Regions from separate parts of the Homo sapiens genome. Here regions 2 and 3 are each linked to region 1. A link is a loop called in an ENCODE intact Hi-C map of the cell type or tissue named here. Cell type or tissue: gastrocnemius medialis. All regions are shown on one strand.

Region 1 (8,000 bases):
GACTCTGTCTTGGGGGGGAAAAAAAAAAAAAAGAAAAAAAAATTACCCCGGCCACAGTCAAAAGAAAATTCTGTTTTTCAATTTGGCCAAATAGGGCTTGCTACAAGTTACTATGTAGTTCGAAGCAAATAAGCTATTCTGAATTCTAATAATTACATTCTCTAAAATATGAAAACCCAATTGCCCTGCAGCTTTCAATTTTAGTTTTGAGAATTCAATTCTTTCCCAAACAATAGCGTGGGTAACCACAGAAACTTGTGGAATCTCTTTTCCTAGAAAACATGAAGAACAGGAGAGAAGCCAGTCTGTCTGGAAATTGCTTCAAAATCTCTCTATAAGCACGATGCTGGACTGGATTAGATGCCCCTTGAAGGATCCTTCCAGACCTACACCACTAAAATGCTAAGAAAAATAACTAAAATAATTCTCTATCACTTATACCCTGGAAAATAAAATAAATACAATTTAACATCTCCCAACATAGTCACTAGAAACAATTTTACTTGGATCATCCCATGATTTTAGAAACACATTTTCTTCTTAAATTGTACTAAATTATCCTAAGCTATTAATTTGAATATGAGCTCTCTTTAATAAGACAGAATAGAGATTGTACTTAACACAGTAAACAAAACTATTATTTTGTTCCTCTTTCAATCTACCTGTTTCCATGTACCCCAAATCTACTCATTTCCCAATGCCTTGTAAAAAATACTACTTCCCCCCAACATATACTCCACTCAATTCTACCATTTATAAATTTCTAATGTGTTCATCACTCACATCACATTGTACAGGTGATTTTTATATGGTGTCTCCTATTTGTATCTGACTCACATGTAACAATTTTTGTCTTCCTAACTGAACTGTAAACTCCTTGAGTAAGATCCAAGTTTTATATTCTTCATGTACTCCCCTATTATGTTAATACTGAGTTCATGATAAGTGCTTTCAAATTCTCATTGGCTCACTGATTTAAGGTGGAGAGTGTGCAAAAGCTAGACAATGCTATACATTAAGAACCTGCATGAAGCTTTGGCAAAGCACACTCCAAGAAGTCAAAAATAAACCTTTTCTGATTGCTACATATTGACATGTATCATTTAGCTGGGACTCACAGCTGAAAGTTAATACACACAGGGGCTAAAAGGAAAGACCTAGAGCTAAGCGCCATATTAGTTTAGCTCCTGTCCTGTAAGAAATGAGGAGCTATGAAGCTGAGCTCACTCACATGGAGATGGAGGCTATTTTAGAAAACATGCATATTGCACAGGTTGCAGAGCTTTGCTGGTTCTGATTTTACATAAAATCAGTTCTTCATTCTGTCAGGCCAAGTCAGTCACGCAGCAATAAACAGAAAGGAAAAGAGCTTTAAAAGTTAAAATGTAATAATATTACTTTAAAAGCACAAGTGAAACTTCTGTTTTCTCATTCTTTAAAACCCAAAAAACACATCTAAAATAAGACTAATGGGTGCAAAAATTCAGTCATTACAGGTACCCTCTACACACTTACAAAGGATCCTCTGCTCCTTTCTTTATATATGAAACAGGAACTTCTTGTCTGTACTATGCGACAGGGACTGTTCTACGGCACTGGGAATACATCATTTTACCAAACTTACAATTCCAGTAACATTATGTAAAGCCTTACTTTAGTATTTTAAAAAAAGAAAAGACCTCAGGAATATTCCAAACCTTATTTTACAGAGAAGAAAACCAAAGCCCAGAGAGGTTGGCTATTTTGTCTCAGTTGATTATAGTGGTTATATTGTAACAAACGCAGGAGTAGAAACCAGATTTCTTATTTCTCCTCTAGTAACAAAATTTACTTATTCATTAGGCAATTATTCCTATATGCCTTCTATATGCCAGATACTATGCTAGACTCTAGGTACCCAAGAATGGTTAAGATACTGACCTTGTCCTCAAAAAGCACGGTCTTAAGAGCAAGACAATCAGATGAGTACAATCACAGAAGTGGTAACAGAAAGAAAAACCAAACTATATCTCTAATTGCCTAGGACTTCCAATATGTTAAAGAAAATGAACTTCTAATAGTTTGTTTTATCCTCACAATAGCCCTAGGAGTAGACAGCACAGATCTTATTATTCCTGGTATATAGATGGAGAAACTGAAGTGCAAAGTGGATAAGGGGGCCTATTAAGGTCATCTCCAGTGGCAGCAAAATGCCTAGAAACCAGGTTTGTTTACTCCAAGTCAGACCTTTATTTCCCATTAGATGGAAAAAGCAGATGTTCTTTTTATGTCCAGTTCCCTCTGACCAAGAACACACATTTCCAAATTGCGAGCAGGACAATCTGTGGTTGTGAAAGGAAACAACTGACTTGTGAGGTGTGTCACCGGCTGAGGTTAGTTATCCGGTGGATAAGTAACCAACCAAGATATCATTATTACTAGCCTTCTTAAAGTGCCCATTACGTACCCAGAACAGATGAAAAAGGTCCTTCCTTCAGAAAGTTAATATTGGAAGGAACAGGCATATAAACATTTAAACAAAAAGTGACATAATTAAACAAACTAAAACTAAAAGAACCATCACAAGCAACTGCAAATTTAAGACACTAAAGGTTTTGCAAAGCAAACCTAATGGGAGCTGCCAAGAAATATATCTTCATGGGTTAAACAGGGAACAGAAGCCTTGTACACATAATGGTCCATACCGATCTTCAGATTACTAAAATTAAAAGCTCTCACATTCTTCACAGTTAAAAACTTCTCATTCCTATTTCCTTTTTTCTAGAAATCTTATATATTTTGTAATCTTTCCTATCCAAGAGGAATAAATTTATAATGGAGGTTTCCATCATTGTAACTTTGGCAAAAAATTAAAATTGTATAGTATCACTGCCCTATTCTTCCTCCCTCAGATACAACCTAAATGAGGTTTTCTCATTTTCTGATCATTTTCTCCTATACATAGTAAAATGTATATATATTTATATATATATTCAAGAATCACTTCATAAAAAACAAAAAAAAATTTTCTTCAAGTTCAGTTTTAAACATTAATTTTACTTGTTTGATGACTTAATATCATATTTCATTTATACCAGTATTTATCAAGGCCTTATAACATGACCCAACTGTTTTAAACTGTAGCACACTGGAGAATTATTAACAAAATAGACAAAGCTAAGGAGAAACAAATATTAGTGATTTCAAGTTAGTGACAGGAAGAATTTCTTTAAGAACAGGCTAAAAAATAAAAATTATAATCATCCCTCCACAAGAGTAATGTTTTATTTATTTAAAAAATACTCAGTTAAAAAAAAAATTAAAAAGCTCTCTGGTATTGCCTGAACATGCTCAAGGGATTTATACTTACAGCCAGTTACCTTCCTTTTAAATATCTGGTGAATGTTACAGGGTGACAAGAAGCAATTTAAATGATAATTCGGAAATACCATAGTAGGTTTCATTAGAATTATCACTAGTACATCACAAAATGATTTCATATTTTTTTAATTCCTAAGATTTAGTTCCATCACACAAAAATGCATTTCAATAAACATTAGCTTAAAACTTAAATATGAAGCATAATGACTTTTTTAGGGAAGAAGGGAATAGGGCTTTGAATATAACTCTAGATCCTCAAGAGAAAGACCACTGGGCCAAACTGGATCCTAAATAAAGTTAAGGAAGTAATTAAATGTGCAGCAACAGTGACATCTAGTGTTAACAACTGCAAGTCAATTAGATTACCATTAAATCCTCTTAAGTGCTAAAAAACAACTATTCAAAGCTTTTCTTCTTTAAAAACAAACAGATCTTGTGCATTTTTATCTAAAAACTACCCAAAATCAAAATGGTTCCACAGGTTTCTTTTCAGGCATAACAAAAAAGCTGTTTTTTAAAGACAAAAACAAATTAGAGGTTAAACATAAAACTAAAGACCAAAAGTAAAAAGCACTGTTTATTTCTTGTGGTTAACACATATAGGTGCTCCTCTTAGTACAAGAGTTTAATGCAAAGGTAATGTGAGAGATGTTCTAATGAGAGGATCATAAACATTTAAACTTCCACCTATAAAATTAAAGATATTATACAAGCTAGGATAATATATACAAGTAAAGTTAAGACATTTCAGGACTACTTAAAGAAGATGCAATTAAAAAAAAAAAAACAAAAAAAACACTAGCTTTTGCATGGAGAAACAAGCTCTACATTTCACCCCTTGCTACCTTGCTAAATTTTTGTTGCTTTGAAAGGTCCACTTATTAAACAGTTGATATTTTTGCCCAAGGGTTTATAACTTGGCAGCATAGGTTAATTCATTACAGTATTTTTATAGTTTTATGCTCTAGATGAATCTATAACAGTAGGCACAATTTCAAAATTTGTTTTTGGCCAGGACAATATTGTATTTTTTAAAAAAAGTAAAGTTAGCCTTAAATGGAGCTTACCTATTTGTTTTGGAATGTTCATCCTTTGCCCTTTTAACTCCAAAAATTCTTGTGATCAAGGCACTAAAGAGAAGTGTGGATGAATTTCGCACCTAATGTACAAACGAAAACACAATAAGGCTTAAATATTCTTGGCATGAAACCAACGTTTACAATGTTCAAACTAGATAATTCAAAATCATTACCTAACTGGCTAGTGTGAGGCTAAAAAGACAGATTTGTGTTCATAAAATAATTTAAAAAAAAAACTTGACAGTCATCGATTCAATGACTTCAATTGAGCTCTACAACCCAATCACATGCACACAACACAGCCTTTTCCTATATTCCTAATATTACCATCAACAGTTTTCACTAATCTCTGCACTTAGAGCATCAAATAACACTTTTCTAAAAATTCATTTTTCTATATGCTTCCTGACAATGAAGATTGCAGTAAAACCTCAGCTCTTTCCATTTATTTTCTGAAATCATTTTACCTACGAGAAAATACTTATAAAACCTAACTTCAAAGAACCAGGCCCAGTGGCTTACACCTGTAATCCCAGCTACTTGGGAGGCTAAAGTGGAAGGACTGCTTGAGGCCAGGAGTTTGAGACCAGCCTGGGCAATACAGTAAGACCCCCATCTCAAAAAAAAAAAAAAGTATTTTTTTAGAGATTTTTTTGTTTGTTTTGCTTTTGACTTTTTGTTGTTGTTGTTATTTTTACAGCCATGGCACATGCCTATAGTCCCAGGTAGTCAGAAGGCTCAGGCAGGAGGATTGCATAAGGCCAGGAGTTTGAGGCTGCAGTAAGCTATGATTGTGCCACTGTGCTCCAGCCTGGGCAAAAGAGTGAGAACCTGTCTTTAAAAAAACAAAAAGAAAATCCAAAAATCCTAACTTCAAAGAATCCAGGTAATTAATATGGCTAAGAAAATAGTTAAATCCAAAATGTTGCTTATCAGCTTCACAATGCAAGTAACTTACCAAGTAATTTCAATACTGAAATTAACTGATAACATTAGTAAAGATAAGAGGCAGGAATTACCATGAATAAACACAAATTATTTCTCCAAGATGATAATAATCTTTTCCCTATCTTTTCCAAACCAATGTGTCAAGATGCTTTGGAAGAGCATAAAAGGGTCTTGACTGTTTTGGCACTATAGGCTTCCTCAATTACTCTGTAAAAATCGGTGTAGAGATATATATGTACTCACCTTGCTACAGTGTGTAAGGCCCTATACCAGCACCATGGATAAGATCCAGAAACAGAAAACACATACTTACTGGTATTACAGACCTTATACTCTAATTAAGTAAGTGACATAACCACATGGTGTGTTAAATAGCAATATAAGTAGAAAGATCACTAAAAGTAACGTTAAGATTTAGAAAACAGCTTCCTGAAAGCAATGCCCTTAGAGTCACAAGCTCAAATGCTCACAGGAAAAGTGAGTGACACAGGCAGCAGTGGACTTGGTCTAATGCAGTCAGTGTCAGCTGAGTTGCTGCCATGAGGAAATATAAGTCCAGTTTTGCCAGATCATCTGCTTTTTCAAGAGAAGCCAGGAACCCTGGTTTTTATGTGAAATCTATTTTGAAATGCTGGCAGGAAATTAAAGGAAAAAAAGAACCAAACACCATGAAAGCCAAATAAAACAGTGGTAGGCTAGTTTGTCCTACTGGCCACCAGTTTGTAACCTCTCCTCTAGAAGCCCAGAACTGACTCAAGTCATGCATGGTAGCCATAGAAGTGAACTTTACAGATATACTGGCACAATCCATATCAAAAATGCAATAAAACCCTAAAACTGAACAGATTCACTTACGTTCATTCAACAGCCATCAAACATCCAAGGAGGCCCTACTATGTGCCCTGCCTAATTTAATCCCCAAATAACAAATCAATCCATGCTGTTACTTTATCAATATAATCTCTGCCCTCATTCAGGTCTGGATTATCTTCTACCTGATCTAGTGAGGTAGTTCCCAAAGACTTTTAGGTCTAAGATGACTTGGTAAAGATATCTGGGACCTTCTCTCCTCTCAGAAATCACACAAAAACACAAAAAGAAAAGGAAAACAGAAACACAGACTCCATCTTGCCCTAAGCCATACTTTCTGACAAAGGCTGCCAGATGCAGTAAAATTAAAACAGGAGTGCCTGGAGATGTTGAGAAATGCACACCTTAAACAAAACTGTAGAGGACTATTTTACAAAGTGAATGGATACCCTCTGAAACAAAACTCCTTTGATTCAATAGACTGACGGCAGGAGACACATGTCTTTTTAGTAATATTAAGATGGACCAGACAGTTCTAATCCTATCTGCCTGATCCATCCTGATATGGTCTGAATATTTGTGTTCCCCAAAAATTCACATGTTGAAATTCTAACCTCCAAGGAGTTAGGTGGTGGAGGCCCTTGGGAAATAATTAAGTCATGGGGGTAGAGCTCTCACGAATGCGATTAGTGCCCTTATAAAAGAGGCCCCAGTGAGCTGCCTCACTTCTACCATGTGAGGACACAGCTAAAAGGTGCTATCTATGAACCAGAAAGTAGGCCTTCACCAGACACTGAATCTGCCACCATATTGATCTTGGACTTTCCAGCCTCCAAACTGTGGGAAATAAATTTGTGGTATTTTGTTATAGCAGCCCGAAGGGACTAAGATATCCCTTATAAAGTGCCCTCATTAGCGATCAATGATGATCATTACATTTTCCATTAGGTGCAGCAAAATCACGATATTCTATAGGCCTTCTGCATTAATCATTTACATCCTCAGAAAAACTTTATTTTTTTAAAGTTTTTCCTCATCTGCTATTTGGTTACCCTGTTCATCAGTTAGTAAAGAATTATTTCCATATATTGATCATTTTCAGAATAATTAGTTCATGCCATACCAACCTCCAAAGGTGACTGCATGATTGTTTTAAAATCACTTTTAAATTACTTTTTTAAATTGAGGTATAATTCACATATAAAATTTATTATTTTAAAGGATGCTATTCAGTGGTTTTTGCTATATTAACAAAGTGTGAAGCTATCACCACTAACCAAATTCCACAATATTTTCATTACCTCAAAATGAAACTCGGGAGCCGTTAGTCGTCACTCCCTATTCTCCTGCAGTAGGAAAGCACAATCTACTTTGTGTCTCTATAAACTTGCCTTTTCTGGATACTTCATATACATGGGATCATGTAGTATGCGGCCTTTAATGTTTGGCTTCTTTCACCTAGCATAATGTTCTCAAGGTTCCCCCATGTTGTAGCATGTATCAGTATGTTATTCCTTTTTTATGGCTTAATAATATCCCATTGTACAGATATACCGTATTTTTAAAATCTGTTCTTCATTTGACGGACATTTGGGCTATTTCCAATTTGGAATATTATGAATAATTTTGCTAAGAATATTCATGTACAAGTTTTTGTGTGAACATGTTTTCATTTCTCATGACTATATACCTAGAAGTAGTATTGCTTGGTCACAGAGTAACTCTATGTTTAACCTTCAAAAGAACTGCCAAAGTGGTAGCACCATTTCATAGTCTCACTGGCAATGTATTAGCGTTCCAATT
Region 2 (8,000 bases), 460 kb before region 1:
CCAAGCTGATTCAAGTCAAGTTTGAGCCATTCGCAACCCTTAGTACTGCAAGCCGCGTTTTTTTTTTTTTTTTTTTTTTTTTTTTTTTTATCCCTGGGGAAATGAGTGAATGGCTGGGGGACACAGCTGAGATGGAAAATCTGGAAGGAAAGTGCTCCAACCACGCCGTCTCTCTCCCCTGCACATGTGCCCTGTGGCACCTCAAAGTTCCCTTCACCGCGGAGGCTGCTGGGTTTCTCCGCATTTTCCCATCCAGCCCCGCCGCCGCCTGCCATCCAGCCCTCCTCCCAGGCTTGCTGCAGCCGGCCCAGCTGCGAGGGGGCCCGAGGACGGCACTGCACAAAGGCCCCATTCTCAGCTGGCGGGGGCTGTTATCAGCCCAGCCTAAACTGTGAATCACCTGCATCTGTGGGCAGCCCTGTGGGTGGGGCTGCTTGATTTCCCCTCTGGGCCTCCCTTGGCCAGAACCTGTGAGTGGGGGCGGACTCTCAATAAAGGTTCATTGTTTTCCATCCCCTCTGCTATCGGGTTCTGTGACTGCCTTCCCGAGCCCCTTCCTCTGCTCCTCATTCAGCCTCTTCTCCCTGGACCCTGGCCCTCTGAGCACCATTCCACACCCCACCTCACCTTGATTATCAGCAGAATCCCTTCAGGAGAGCCCAGGTGGTGACCCGGGAAAGCAGGAGAAGGGCATTGGCTGGCTTTGCCTCCAGGGCAGTCAGAATGAAGGCGGATCTGAACCGCTGGCTGGCTCCCCAACTTACTTGAGGTCCCCCACTGACTGCAGACAGCAACCAAGCTGTCCTGGGCCTGTGGTGTCACCTGGTGGTCAGCCTTGGAACTTGTCTGGGAGGTTGGGGGGGGGGGGGGCGGTCACACATGTTCCGTAATCTCTCTATTCTTCCCTGTTTTTTGTTTTTGTTTTAAACTGTAATGGGTTCAGTTCTGCTCATTCTTCCTCAGGCCATCTTTAAAACAGAAATTCCAAATCCCAGAGCCTACTTCGGTCATCTCCCTTTCTTCCGACCTTACCCCAATTACCTCAAGAGGTCCTTTTCCCACTGTATGTTCAGTCTACCCAGCCAACGTGCTGACTGAGACAGGGCAGGCCCACCCCCAAGTCAAGAAAAAGGCAGACTGAAAGTCAGAGAGATAACTAGAATGATGAAGAATAGAAGTTTTCGACTTCAAAAGCCCTTGAAAACTTTCCTTCAGAATGCCACACCCATCTGCCCATCCTCCTGTTAAGAACCCTGCTTTCCTTCAAGCATCAGTTTTCAAGAGAAAATAGGTTGACTTTTCCAGATCCGCATTGTGATTTTTCCATTTCTACTACAGGTCTTGCAACAGTAGGGTTTTCTGTCCTTCCCGTGTAGCTGAATGGCAGCCCAGCTTTGAGATGGGTTTAATGGGCATTTATTATGCCCCAACCTGGAAAACTGAGCCCCATTCATAACCCTGAGTTCTCGACTTTCTATTGGCTCATTGTGTGAAATGCCAAACCACTTCATAGAAACATTTTGAAATCTAACCCATTGGAAAGTCGGGACAGCCTGACGAAGATATTTAAAGGAAAGGTCATGAGATGCTTTCTGAGCAGGATGGTGGCTGCTGCTTCTTGTTCCTGTTGCCATTTCAAACAGGCTAGTATATGAGAACTATCTGATTTCCCCAAAATGGAAATCCTGATCCTTGAAGAAGTCTTGAGGCTTCCGAAATGGGTTGTGCCAGTGGCCTAAGGTTGGGGGAACGAGGTGTGGAGTGATGAGTTAAGTAGCGATGTGAGCACAGAGACTAGGCAGAGAGGATGTGAGGAGGCCGGGTTGAGTGGAGGATCTGGAGAGAGTTTTAGTGCCAAGACTGGAGACAGACCCAACTGACTTCTACCTGACAAGAAGGGCCCAGTGGAAACACATGGAGACTCCAGGCAGGTGAATAATTTCATATCCTACCAAAGCCATATTCTTTTACTATGTTCCACTTTAGTGTAGCAGAAACTGATCTGTGCTTGGAGGAATGAGGGAGTAGACAGAGAAGAGGGTCCCCGTTACCAAGTAGGCAGAGAAGAGGGTCCCTGTTAGCAACACTCCATCTCCTCTGAGCGGTTCAGCTCTCACCCCAATGAGACAAAAACTCTGCAGAGACCTTCCCCACCTTCCTTAGAGACTGACTGCTATTATACTAGCCTGCTCTTTTGGGGGTATCCCTAATCACCCTATTGCAAACCACTCATTAAAACATGCAACTGTCCCATAGAGGAGTTGCAGATATGGTTTTCTTGGTCTCCTTTTATTTCCAGTGATGTTGGAGTGCCTCCGAAAGATGGCACCCTGGGAAGCTTCTGGGTGCTGGGCACTGAGCATGTTATCTCATTTCATCTCCCTGCCAGGGCACTATCATAAGCTCCATTCCACCTGGTGCAACTGAGGCTGAGGGCAGTTAGGTTAGCTGCCCAAGAGGTTAAGAGCTGCTGAGAGCTGTTGAGAGCTGCCATCCTACCTTGGAGCTGAGATCTGAATTCAGCTTCATCCATCTTAGTCTGAAGATCTTCACTTCCTCCCCTTCCTGCAGGACAAAATGGAAAGAAAAAGCCCTTGAGAACAGGAGGGTAGGACCTATGAGGGGCCATAGGGGGTGGAGGTTCGAACAGGGAGCTACGAGCCCACTCAGATATCCAGTGGGCAGCAGGGAGGAAGACTGCCTGCCCAGGACGGCCACAAAACAGCCCTGGGGGGGTGAGGGGGGTGTGAGGAGCCAGCATGGGAAAGTGAAGGAGCCTTGTTCTGTAGAGGGAAACCCCCTCCTCCGCAGCAGAAACACTAGAAGTGTCCACTGATAGAACAGGGTGGGCCTGGGTCAGCAAAAAGCCCAAGAGAGATCTTTGCAGGAGAAATCTCTCCTTCGGTGCTGGAATTGGAGAGTGAATAAAGTCCTTTGGGCCAGGTGGAGTCAGCAGTGCCGAAAGCCTGGGAGGTGGCCCTGGTTGGTCCCTCTTTTCCCATCTCCCCTCCTTCAGCTCCAGAGCCAAGGAGGGGCTGGCCGTCCGTTCCTGGCCTCACCAGCAGAGGTCTCCAGAGCAGGGAGCAGAGGGCTTGGGGTGGGGGAGGGAATGGAAGGATGCCCTGCACCTTCCGCCCTGCTCACAGATGTCCAGGGGTCCACTGCATGGGTGGTCTTGACTCATGCATAGGTGTGTCTGTATTTGTGTGCATCCGTGTGGGGGTATGTAAGTGCGGGAAGTGGGTGTATGTGCATTTATGGGTGTGTAGGTGTCTGTGGGTGCATGCATGTTTGTAAGTGTGCTGGGTGGTGTCTCTGCGTGTATGTTTGCCCATTCCATCTTCGCACATGTTGGCACTGCTTGTGGCCCTGCGTATATCTGTGTGCAAGTGAGTCCTGCATCATTTGTGCATAGTTGTCTATGCTTGGGCTTGTAAGGAGAGAGGAGAAAAATAAGTGACCTGGGGAAGGGGATGCTTTGACATCTCAACATTCTAGGAGGCAGGGATGTGGGGTCGTCTGTACTGTCCCATGTCCACACACACTGACCCAACCTGGCCACCTCCTGCCCCTTCCTTAGCACAGACCCTGAATTTGTTTGTTAAAACCTCATTTACAGCAGGTGTTGCTGACAACCAGTTCCCAGGAAGCAAGGCCTTCCAGAGCGCTCTCTCGCTCGCTCTCGCGCTCTCTCTCTCTCTCTCTCTCTCTCTCTCTCTCTCTCTCTCCCTCTCCCTCTCTCTCTGTAGCTGGTAAACATTATTCTCATTGTTGCGGGGGGCAGTGGAGCCACAGAGTATGGTGGGAGGCAGAGAGCTGCAGTGGGGGAACCACATGCCCATGGCTGACTCACCCATGGGTGAGCAAAGGCAGTGGCCATGAGGGAAAGTGCAAGGAAAAGCCCTGGACAAGGCCTAGCTCTGCTCCTGGCCTGAGGCCCTGCACTGGAGCTCAGTCAGTGCTGGGGGGCAGGCAGAAGGGAGGCCCCTTACCCATGTCACGCTGAAAATCCTTGCCGCAGGGAGTAGGGCAGAGTCTGGAGCCTACCACATGATGGGAAGGTGTGTTTACTTCCCACTGCTGCTGTAACAAATCGCCACCAACTTAGCGGCTTAAAGCAACACAAATTTATACAGCTCTGGAGGCCAGAAGGGCAAAATCAGCATCTTTGGGCTAAAAACAAGGTGTTGGCAGGGCTGCTCTCCTTCTGGAGGATCTAGGGGAGAACCCATTTCCTTGCCTTTCCCACTTCTAGAGGCCACCTGCATTCCTTGGCTTGGGGCCCCTGCCTCCATCTTCAAAGTCAGCTGAGCCTGGGCAGTATAGTGAGACCCCATCTCTACAAAAATTTTAAAAATTAGCCAGTGTGGTGGTACACGCCTGTAGTTCCAGCTACTCAGGAAGCTAAAGTGGGAGGATCACTTGAGCCCAGGAGGCAGAGGTTGCAGTGAACCGAGATCACACCACTGCACTCCAGCCTTGGCAACAGTGCCAGTCCCTGTTTCTAAACAAAAACAAACAAATGAAATCAGCTGCACGTGATATCTTCAAGTCTCCCTTCTGTCTGCTCGCACATGCCTTTTCACTGCCTTTGACCTTCCTGCCTCCCTCTTATGTGGACCCTTGTGATGATGTTGGGCCTTCCCAGATAATCCATGATAATCTCCCCATCTTAAGACCCTTAACAGAATTACATCTACAAGTCCCTTTTGCCTTTGAGGTGACATTCACAGGTTCTAGGGATTAGGATGTGGACATCTTCAGGGGGCCATTATTCTAACAAAGAGGACAATCACAGACAGACTGGCAAAAAGGGGTGACATTCCTATTCCCCCCATGGTTTCACCCATTGAGGACCCGCATTCCTGCTGAAGAGCCCGCTGGCCCTGGAGGGCTTTCCCCTGTGCTTTCCCTCATGGCCACTGCCTTTCTCCCCGACACGGGTGAGCCAGCCATGGGCATGCATTTCCCCCACTGCAGCTCTCTACCTGCCTCCCACAATACTGGCCCTGGAGTGAGCAGCTCTTGGCACCAGGAACTAGGGCTCACTGGCTGGGTAAAGGGTCATTGTCCTCGCTTCCTACCCTCCCAGCAGCCCGTGGCCAGGCACCAGCTATGACCCCAGCTCACACCAAGCCCTTGAGCCCCTAAACCCCTGAGCCTCCCTCATCCCCACCCAACCGGCTCCACATCTAGCCCCCGCCAGACCTCAGGCTTGTGTCCACTCTCCCTGAACGCTCCTCTCTGGCTCTCCCTCAGTCCCCTTACCCCTCTGGATTCCCGTCCTGTCACGGCCCCCACTCCTGGCCCCAGAGGCTGTCTGTCTCTTCCTGACTGTGGGGCTCCACCCTGCTGGCTTCAGGCCCCCCAGCCCTCTCCACATGTGCGAAAACCACATGCATGGGCTCTCTTCGGCTCGCCACAGAAAGCCCAACAGCAGGACCCAGAGTGAGGAGGATCACGCACGTTAGCCCAGCCGGGCCAGTGCTGGGGGGCCTGAGGGCACTGCCAGCCCCCCAGATGCCTTACAAAGCCAAACTCCCATCGTGGTCAGCCTCACATCTGGGATAAGGCTGGAAATTCCAATGGCTCTCGGCTGCTAAGAAATGTGTTGAATCTTCCCAGAGATTTGGTGGAAGTGGGAAGCATTGTGTGGTAGGGGTGGGGCCACTCCCGCCATAGGACTCCCAGAGCTCTGGGGAAGTCCAGATGGCACAATGTGTCCACAGTGGCTGTGTTGGTTCCCCCCACCCCCTCTGCCTAGCTCCCCGCCCGCTGAAGATGAAAGGTGCCCAGGGCCAGGGTGCAGCTCATTTCTCGCTGGCACCCACAAGTCTGTCTACTGGTGTGCATGTGAAACTCTGACGTTTCTGATAGAGACTTGAGTTATTTTTTCCTGGAGAGAAAAATGTTGACATGACTTTGGAGGATTGTCTGCCTAGAAAATCCCCAATGCACGAAGAAGACAAGTTCCTCCCCTTCTCACACACGCACCCCTGCGCACTCACGCACATTCCCTGGAGGCCCTGGTCTGTGGGCCTCCTTGGGGCCTCACCTCCGCCTCTAGCCCACGTCCATCCCGTGTGCGACAGGATTCCATAGAGCTGGGGCCTGCAGGGTCCCGGAGCAGGATCGGCCGCTGGCTAGTTCTGCGTCTCTAGGTGGAACCTATACTTATTAGGTTTCTGCAGCTGCTGTAGCAAATCGCTACTAACCAAGGGCCTTAAACAACACACGTTTATTCTCTTACAATTCTGGAGGCCAGCAGCCCTTAAATCAGTCTCAATGGGCTAATGTCAAGGTGTCGGCAGAGCTGGTTCCTTCTGGAGGCTCCAGGGGAGAATCCACTTCCTTGCCTTTTTCAGTGTCTAGTGGCCACCTCTATTTCTCAGCTTGTGGTCCCTTCCTCCATCTTCAAAGAGCATCACTCTAATTTCGGATTCCTTCATCGTGTCACCTTCTTCTCTGATTCTGACTCCTTCTGCATCCCTCTTCCAAGGACACTGAGATTAGGTTGGGCACACCTGGGTTATCCCCATCTGGAGATCCTTGATTGCACGCGCTAAGTCCCTGTTGCCCTGTTAAGAGAACATATTCACAGGCTCTGGGGATAAGGATGTGAACGTGTTTGGGGGCCATTGTTCAACCTTCCATAGCCAGTGTCCCTCTCAGGGCCTCAAGCTTCAAGGGACAGTCTCCCTGGGCCTCTTCCAGCTCTGATGCTAAAACAAGAGTCTCTTGCCTTATCGGACGTCTGGTCAAATGGGCACGGCCCCTCCCCTCTCTACTCAGTGCTGAGTCCTGGGACTCGTCAGAATGGAGGTCCTCTCTACCCTGCAAGCAGCCCCAGGAGTCTGATGCCCTGATCTGGGGCCCTCAGCCCTCAGCCCGTGCTGAAGGAGATCCTCCATCTGTGAAGAGTTAACCCCAGCCCAACTTAGTTTAGGATCTTAATTTCAACCTTCCCTAAGGCAGAGTCCTCCTCTGCCCACCTGTGATGTGGGGAGAAGAATCCTAGACCCTACGCAAGGCTGCTGGGTAGGGAGTGGAGATCTCTGAATGGGAGAGGCAGGGCTATGAAACTCACTCCTAACAATAATCCACGTTGGCTTAAACTCCCAGAGCTCAGGCCACCCAGGCACAGCCTGGCCTCCCCAGCAGTGTGCTGGGCTCTGGTCCCTGAAGTGCCCAAGAGCCCTTTGGAAGCCATGTGAGGCTGTTTACTATGGCAGAAGGGCTTCCTAGGGCAGATGGTACTGTGCTTTATGCCCAGAAACAGTAAAATGCTGAGTCTACCTACACATACCTATGGGAAGATGCAGCCACAGTTTGGTTCATGTTTTTCCACTGCTTAACATTTTTTCACTCTTCTCTCCTGGATAGCTCTCAGGCATCACCTCCTCCAGAAAGTCTTCCTTGAAGTCTGCGGAAACTAAATTCCCTCCTTGATGCTCCCTAAATCCCACAGACAGGTTCATTGTGTCCAGGTGAGGAACGGATTTTGTCCTCTAGACAAGAGAAAGCCACTCACTGCCTTGGAGGTGCTGAGAGTAGGAGAAGAGCAGTGTCTGCTGAGATGGTGCTGGGCTCTGCCAAGCCTGCCCTCCCGGAGGACCCTCACCCCACCTCACCTCTCCCGCAACAGGAGGACCCAAGGCCAGGAGGGAAGACTTTATGATCTTGAAGAGTCAAAGCTTCTTGTCCCTGGGAGTAGGTCAAATCGCCTTCTCTTATCACCCAGATGTTGCTGCCAAACTGCTACAGGACCCAGACCTAGGTGGGTGGCCACCTCACCCCCAGAGTGAGGTACCAGGTACCAGTGGGTCTACCCTGTATGCCAGACTGAAGGTCAGGACAAAGCTGGAACCAGCTGTGTGCAGCTGGAGGTAGGGCAAGTGTGCCTAGCTCTCTGGAATCTTTGCTTTCTCTGGTCAGATTATCCCAGCAGGGCTCCAGATCTCACCAGAACCCTTTAGTGGCTCCCTCTGCATTTCCTCTAT
Region 3 (8,000 bases), 58 kb after region 1:
AAATTTCAAAATAGAATAGAATTGTATTTTAGACTGTATGGAATGGCTTTCTTCATCCATTGAGAGAAAAGTAGATCACAGTTACTACTCTGAAGAATAAGAAATGCAAGTTCCACATTCTCCCCTCTAACTAGGGTTGCATTCTGCCTGCAAGTCACTTCACTGCCTCCGTGTATTCAGACGGCAGTCACATTCACCTAAGGCTTGACTCTTAAACTCATAGTTTTACCACTAGGCACAGATCTAGCTTTGCCAGGGCAACTATGCTCTTGGAAGGGTGTACCTCAGGTGTGGCCCAGCCATTCCAATGTAAATGATGTTCTTCTCTGTCATTTATATTTTTAACTCTTAAAGGTTTTAAGCACATGTAAGTATATTTAATTATTATTAATTTAAAGGAAGTTCATGGGGCAAAAGGTTATGTTTAAAAGCAGGAATTCTCCAGTAATGTAAATAACACTAATTTCTTGATGACTTTGGATTTTTATTGACTCCTAAACTGAGACATTTCTTTAGCTAAAGTCAGCAATACGAAGAATCAAGTTTTTCATAGGGGACGGGGTTCCAGTGTTAGAACACTGCTATTACATATACAGTTCATCGCTCATTCAGTCATCAGTTTCTTCTCACGCCTATGTATGTGAGGTTACCATGTGAATGGCAACATAGAAAAATGACTGGACCTCATTACAACGGAAACTAATGTTTTACAGAAAAACAGTCAGGATCTTATTTTTTATTTAAGCAGTCACTGGAAGAATTCTTTGGTTTATAAGAACCTGTCTTTTTGTGATAATTGTTTTTTTTTTTAACAAACATCTCTTATTTTACATTAATTCCCAATTTTAACACGGCTGTCGCACACAAATTAAATACATAAGATTTGGGTGCTATGTGAAAAGTGTCAAGGCAAAATAATGTTCATAGGAAGCTTTCACGTCTTAGTTACAGTAAAAGCAAAATACACTTCCCTTAATTTGTTTTTTAAACACTACCCAACAAACCCAAAAAACTAAATGTTTTAACTTGTCCTTGGAAAGAGAAGTTGGGAAATCAAAGGCCTCTAGCACATGTTTACTTCTTAGCAAGATGGTGAACATCAGTGAAGTAATCATTAATCATAGCTGGATTCCTCAGCAAAGATGTTGGCATTGGCACTACAGCCAGTCACCAGCAATGACTGCAAGTAACTCTAGGACACTGACGCCTATTTGATTTGGAAGAGAATAAGGAACATAATGATGCCTGAAATGTCCTGTGCGCCTTTGCCTTTCTTCATCTCAAGGCCTTGCAACATCACAAGCGCAGCTGTTAACCAGATGCATGCAACATAAGCCACAGAGTGTGAGAAAAAAAGTATTAGCATTATTTCCATGGAACTAGTCATGTGGTTATTATAGAAATAATCAGCATTAGCATACTACAATATTTGTTTTGTTCTTGAATTGTAACACCCTAGGGAAAAAGTTGCCTTTATTTTTAAAAAGTTAAAAATGAAAGTACATGTTATATATCTTTGCTGAAAAATGGTGGGAAATGGATTTGTCAAAACCATATGGAAAGGAAGAGGGAATCAATTAAAAACAGAAATCTAATAAATCTAAAATATTTCCAAATGAAATGCTTGTGGTAAGCTAACTTCTTGTAAACACCGCACTCAAGTCACTTGAACAGTCCCAGATGGTGAACTAACTTTGTGGTCTTAAAACAAAAGTCAGCCAAAAAAACCAAGACTACAACTTTATTATCAATGCAGTGGGAAACATGAGATCCATAATCAACCAACATGTTACTTTTTTTCTTTCCAAAATTTAAGAGATTTGTGGAGTTTTACTAAATAAGACAATTTTAAGCTAAAGTTTAAGTCTGTGTATGTGAAATGGAGAAATAAAAATTAGAGATAAAACTACAGTTAAAAGTGAGGTAAAATCTACAGTTATTTATATACCTTAGAAAAAATTTCTAAAAATGCCACAGTTTTGAAATGTATTATAAAGTCTAACATTCTAAATTACCATGAACTTTCTTCAGTTAACATTTGTATGATTTTATTCAAGAAAAATTTTAAACCTTTTTTTAGAGTTGGGTTATAAAAAAAAAAGTGATTTATGCGTTGACCAGAAATTATACATGGTGGAATAAACATGTGCCTTACCTGCTCCACCGTCAATAATCCATCAGAAGATTCTGGCACAGGCTGCATGGGCAGAAGCTGGCACAACATGCCTAAAAGTAAAGCAACTTCCTTCATACTTCTCCAACAACATACCAGCACCATCTGCGCAGTTACATCACATGTTTTTACTTCTTTACCTTAAACAAAAAAAAACACAACGATTGCAACCTTGATTACTCATATCCCAGGTTTCTAAAAACAAGCTTATTCATAATTTCCCCAAGAATAATCTGCTTGAACAAACCCGATTTGTCATGTTATATTTACTCAGAAGGAAAGAAGCTAACATTTGTCGAGCATGTGTTATGAGAAGAAATCATGCTAAGTTTTTTTTTTTTTCTTTTTTGGAGACAGGGTCTCGCTCTGTCACCCAGGCTGGGGTGCAGTAGCATGCTCATGGCTCACTGCAGCCTTGACCTCCCAGGCTCATGCAATCCTTCTACTTCAGCCTCCCTAGTAGCTGGGACTACAGGTATGCGCCACCACACCCAGTTAATTTTTGTATTTTTTTGTAAAGACAGGGTTTCACCACATCACCTCCTGGACTAAAGCAATTCTCTCGCTTGGGCCTCCCAAAGTGCTGGGATTATAGACATGAGCCACCATGCCAGGCCCAGTATTTTAATTTATTATTTTCAAATTAAATTTTAAAATAAAACACAATATTGTTCCAAAACTTGTTTAATCTTTAATTTCCAAAGATTAAACAAACTCTGCCTCTCTGTCATAAAGTATGATATGGATGACTATAATAAATACACTCCTTATTTATTTTGGTGAGCATGACTGTTGCATTAGTAAAGGAGTAGAATATAACTTTTAAAATCAAAGGAAAATACAAATTATCTTTCAAAATATATTTAATTCCCATGGCCAATAAGCTATAATTAGCCTTACTTACTCTCTTATTCTAGTTTTAGGAGTATTTTTGGTACTGATATTTTTTTAAAATCCAAGATGAACTATTATATTAAATAAAAGAGCACGCTGACAAAATGGTACTTATAGGGTAACCTCATTTGTGTTTTTATTTAAAAAGCCCAATGCATTAAATGGGTAAGTGTACATACACATAAACATATAAAATAAGTACAAAATAATATATTGCACTAAAGAAGGAAGACATGGAATTGGAGAGGAAACCTTGGAGGAATTTAATTTGTTTTTAATTCATATGTACCTCTGTTGTTTGAAACTATTACAATAGGCTATAATTACATTTATACATTATTTTGTGTAATTTAAAAATTTAAGTGTGGAGATAATTTTTTGCAAGACAATATCCCCACCTAGTGGAGAATGTAGAATATGTAATACATCACTAAGAAATTGCTGCTTCTGATGACGTTTTACAGCACTGCAGAAAATTCAGTAACAACTAATGATCAAACAAGATGTAAGAACTCGAATTCTGGAAGCTTGACACAACAAAGCAGCTCCCATTTTACTAATAAGGTTTGTTTCCTTTAAAAGCCTGCTTGACTTTAAGAACTCTCACAGCAGACAATGAACCACATTGCTGGGAGAAGTTGATTGCTGCCCAAACCCAGGTTCATTATATAGCACTGCTCTTATATCACCTGGGCTGTCAAGGCAGGTTTTATCACTCCAAGGCTTTCTGTTCTAACAGCTTGTTCGCTGCACAACAGCACCTAATAGGCTGGTGAAAGTCTTCTTTAATTTAATTTAATTTTATTATTATTATACTTTAAGTTTTAGGGTACATGTGCACAATGTGCAGGTTAGTTACATATGTATACATGTGCCATGCTGGTGTGCTGCACCCATTAACTACTCATTTAGCATTAGGTATATCTCCTAAAGCTATCCCTCCCTCCTCCCCCCTCCCCCCACCCCACAACAGTCCCCAGAGTGTGATGTTCCCCTTCCTGTGCCCATGTGTTCTCATTGTTCAATTCCCACCTATGAGTGAGAATATGTGGTGTTTCGTTTTTTGTTCTTGCGATAGTTTACTGAGAATGATGATTTCCAATTTCATCCATGTCCCTACAAAGGACATGAACTCATCATTTTTTATGGCTGCATAGTATTCCATGGTGTATATATGCCACATTTTCTTAATCCAGTCTATCATTGTTGGACATTTGGGTTGCTTCCAAGTCTTTGCTATTGTGAATAGTGCCGCAATAAACATACATGTGCATGTGTCTTTATAGCAGCATGATTTATAGTCCTTTGGGTATATACCCAGTAATGGGATGGCTGGCTCAAATGGTATTTCTAGTTCTAGATCCCTGAGGAATCGCCACACTGACTTCCACAATGGTTGAACTAGTTTACAGTCCCACCAACAGTGTAAAAGTGTTCCTATTTCTCCACATCCTCTCCAGCACCTGTTGTTTCCTGACTTTTTAATGATTGCCATTCTACCTGGTGTGAGATGGTATCTCATTGTGGTTTTGATTTGCATTTCTCTGATGGCCAGTGATGGTGAGCATTTTTTCATGTGTTTTCTGGCTGCATAAATGTCTTCTTTTGAGAAGTTCTGTTCATGTCCTTTGCCCACTTTTTGATGGGGTTGTTTTTTTCTTGTAAATTTGTTTTGAGTTCATTGTAGATTCTGCATATTAGCCCTTTGTCAGATGAGTAGGTTGCGAAAATTTTCTCCCATTTTGTAGGTTGCCTGTTCACTCTGATGGTAGTTTCTTTTGCTGTGCAGAAGCTCTTTAGTTTAATTAGATCCCATTTGTCAATTTTGGCTTTTGTTGCCATTGCTTTTGGTGTTTTAGACATGAAGTCCTTGCCCATGCCTATGTCCTGAATGGTAATGCCTAGGTTTTCTTCTAGGGTTTTTATGGTTTTAGGTCTAAAGTTTAAGTCTTTAATCCGTCTTGAATTAATTTTTGTATAAGGTGTAAGGAAGGGATCCAGTTTCAGCTTTCTACATATGGCTAGCCTGTTTTCCCAGCACCATTTATTAAATAGGGAATCCTCTCCCCCATTGCTTGTTTTTCTCAGGTTTGTCAAAGATCAGGTAGTTGTAGATAAGAGTGGCGTTATTTCTGAGGGCTCTGTTCTGTTCCATTGATCTATATCTCTGTTTTGGTACCAGTACCACGCTGTTTTGGTTACTGTAGCCTTATAGCATAGTTTGAAGTCAGGTAGCATGATGCCTCCAGCTTTGTTCTTTTGGCTTAGGATTGACTTGGCAATGCGGGCTCTTTTTTGGTGCCATATGAACTGTAAAGTAGTTTTTTCCAATTCTGTGAAGAAAGGCATTGGTAGCTTGATGGGGATGGCATTGAATCTATAAATTACCTTGGGCAGTATGGCCACTTTCATGATATTGATTCTTCCTACCCATGAGCATGGAATGTTCTTCCATTTCCTTGTATCCTCTTTTATTTCATTGAGCAGTGGTTTGTAGTTCTCCTTGAAGAGGTCCTTCACGTCCCTTGTAAGTTGGATTCCTAGGTATTTTATTCTCTTTGAAGCAATTGTGAATGGGAGTTCACTCATGATTTGGCTCTCTGTTTGTCTGTTATTGGTGTATAAGAATGCTTGTGATTTTTGTACATTGATTTTGTATCCTGAGACTTTGCTGAAGTTGCTTATCAGCTTAAGGAGATTTTGGGCTGAGAAAATGGGGTTTTCTAGATATACAATCATGTCATCTGCAAACAGGGACAATTTGACTTCCTCTTTTCCTAACTGAATACCCTTTATTTCCTTCTCCTGCCTAATTGCCCTGGCCAGAACTTCCAACACTATGTTGAATAGGAGTGGTGAGAGAGGGCATCCCTGTCTTGTGCCAGTTTTCAAAGGGAATGCTTCCAGTTTTCGCCCATTCAGTATGACATTCGCTGTGGGTTTGTCACAGATAGCTCTTATTATTTTGAGATACGTCCCATCAATATCTAATTTATTGAGTTTTTAGCATGAAGCGTTGTTGAATTTTGTCAAAGGCCTTTTCTGCATCTATTGAGATAATCATGTGGTTTTTGTCTTTCGTTCTGTTTATATCCTGGATTACATTTATTGATTTGCATATATTGAACCAGCCTTGCATCCCAGGGATGAAGCCCACTTGATCATGGTGGATAAGCTTTTTAATGTGCTGCTGGATTCGGTTTGCCAGTATTTTATTGAGGATTTTTGCATCAATGTTCATCAAGGATATTGGTCTATAATTCTCTTTTTTGGTTGTGTCTCTGCCTGGCTTTGGTATCAGGATGATGCTGGCCTCATAAAATGAGTTAGGGAGGATTCCCTCTTTTTCTATTGATTGGAATAGTTTCAGAAGGAATGGTACCAGTTCCTCCTTGTACCTCTGGTAGAATTCGGCTGTGAATCCATCTGGTCCTGGACTCTTTTTGTTGGTAAGCTATTGATTATTGCCACAATTTCAGAGCCTGCTATTGGTCTATTCAGAGATTCAAGTTCTTCCTGGTTTAGTCGTGGGAGGGTGTATGTGTCGAGGAATTTATCCATTTCTTCTAGATTTTCTAGTTTATTTGCGTAGAAGTGTTTGTAGTATTCTCTGATGGTAGTTTGTATTTCTGTGGGATCGGTGGTGATATCCCCTTTATCATTTTTTATTGCGTCTATTTGATTCTTCTCTCTTTTCTTCTTTATTAGTCTTGCTAGTGGTCTATCAATTTTGTTGATCCTTTCAAAAAACCAGCTCCTGGATTCATTAATTTTTTGAAGGGTTTTTTGTGTCTGTATTTCCTTCAGTTCTGCTCTGACTTTAGTTATTTCTTGCCTTCTGCTAGCTTTTGAATGTGTTTGCTCTTGCTTTTCTAGTTCTTTTAATTGTGATGTTAGGGTGTCAATTTTGGATCTTTCCTGCTTTCTCTTGTGGGCATTTAGTGCTACAAATTTCCCTCTACACACTGCTTTGAATGTGTCCGAGAGATTCTGGTATGTTGTGTCTTTGTTCTCGTTGGTTTCAAAGAACATCTTTATTTCTGCCTTCATTTCGTTATGTACCCAGTAGTCATTCAGGAGCAGGTTGTTCAGTTTCCATGTAGTTGAGTGGTTTTGAGTTTCTTAATCCTGAGTTCTAGTTTGATTGCACTGTGGTCTGAGAGACAGTTTGTTATAATGTCTGATCTTTTACATTTGCTGAGGAGAGCTTTACTTCCCACTACGTGGTCAATTTTGGAATAGGTGTGGTGTGGTGCTGAAAAAAATGTATATTCTGTTGATTTGGGGTGGAGAGTTCTGTAGATGTCTATTAGGTCCGCTTGGTGCAGAACTGAGTTCAATTCCTGGATATCCTTGTTAACTTTCTGTCTCGTTGATCTGTCTAATGTTGACGGTGGGGTGTTAAAGTCTCCCATTATTATTGTGTGGGAGTCTAAGTCTCTTTGTAGGTCACTCAGGACTTGCTTTATGAATCTGGGTGCTCCTGCATTGGGTGCATACATATTTAGGATAGTGAGCTCTTCTTGTTGAATTGATCCCTTTACCATTATGTAATGGCCTTCTTTGTCTCTTTTGATCTTTGTTGGTTTAAAGTCTGTTTTATCCGAGACTAGGATTGCAACCCCTGCCTTTTTTTGGTTTCCATTTGCTTGGTAGATCTTCCTCCATCCTTTTATTTTGAGCCTATGTGTGTCTCTGCACATGAGATGGGTTTCCTGAATACAGCACACTGATGGGTCTTGACTCTTTTATCCAATTTGCCAGCCTGTGTCTTTCAATTGGAGCATTTAGTCCATTTACATTTAAAGTTAATATTGTTATGTGTGAATTTGATCCTGTCATTATGATGTTAGCTGGTTATTTTGCTCGTTAGTTGATGCAGTTTCTTCCTAGCCTCAATGGTCTTTACAATTTGGCATGATTTTGCAGTGGC

Evidence for each region. A loop is a pair of places that touch in the nucleus more often than their neighbours do. Peaks named below come from ENCODE experiments on the same cell type or tissue, not always from the same donor. Only the 100,000 strongest peaks of a DNase experiment are listed, where the experiment ranks them.
Region 2: it touches region 1 in a loop (3-fold over the local background); 29 of 110 quality-filtered maps call a loop at or near these places.
Region 3: it touches region 1 in a loop (3-fold over the local background); 28 of 110 quality-filtered maps call a loop at or near these places.

What each region holds. Positions count from the first base shown.
Region 1 is chr2:43,480,807-43,488,806 of GRCh38, forward strand. THADA (THADA armadillo repeat containing) reads right to left here. Exons shown (of 38, transcript NM_022065.5): 26 at 4,428-4,519. Among named protein-coding and RNA genes, the nearest start is that of THADA, 110 kb to the right of the region's middle. In gastrocnemius medialis, a CTCF peak has its summit at 3,687 (motif pointing left); DNase peaks (open chromatin) are centred at 2,335 and 5,895; H3K4me3 peaks cover 422 bases; H3K27ac peaks cover 4,365 bases.
Region 2 is chr2:43,021,608-43,029,607 of GRCh38, forward strand. LINC01819 (long intergenic non-protein coding RNA 1819) reads right to left here. Exons shown (of 6, transcript NR_110585.1): 5 at 7,307-8,000; 6 at 6,246-6,578. Among named protein-coding and RNA genes, the nearest start is that of LINC01819, 14 kb to the right of the region's middle. RefSeq lists enhancers at 4,580-5,396, 5,397-6,212. In gastrocnemius medialis, CTCF peaks have their summits at 834 (motif pointing left), 3,057 (motif pointing right) and 3,256; DNase peaks (open chromatin) are centred at 3,074 and 5,704; H3K27ac peaks cover 378 bases.
Region 3 is chr2:43,539,004-43,547,003 of GRCh38, forward strand. It overlaps THADA (THADA armadillo repeat containing), which reads right to left. Exons shown (of 38, transcript NM_022065.5): 21 at 2,156-2,313. Among named protein-coding and RNA genes, the nearest start is that of THADA, 53 kb to the right of the region's middle. In gastrocnemius medialis, a CTCF peak has its summit at 3,463 (motif pointing left); a DNase peak (open chromatin) is centred at 1,218; H3K27ac peaks cover 3,006 bases.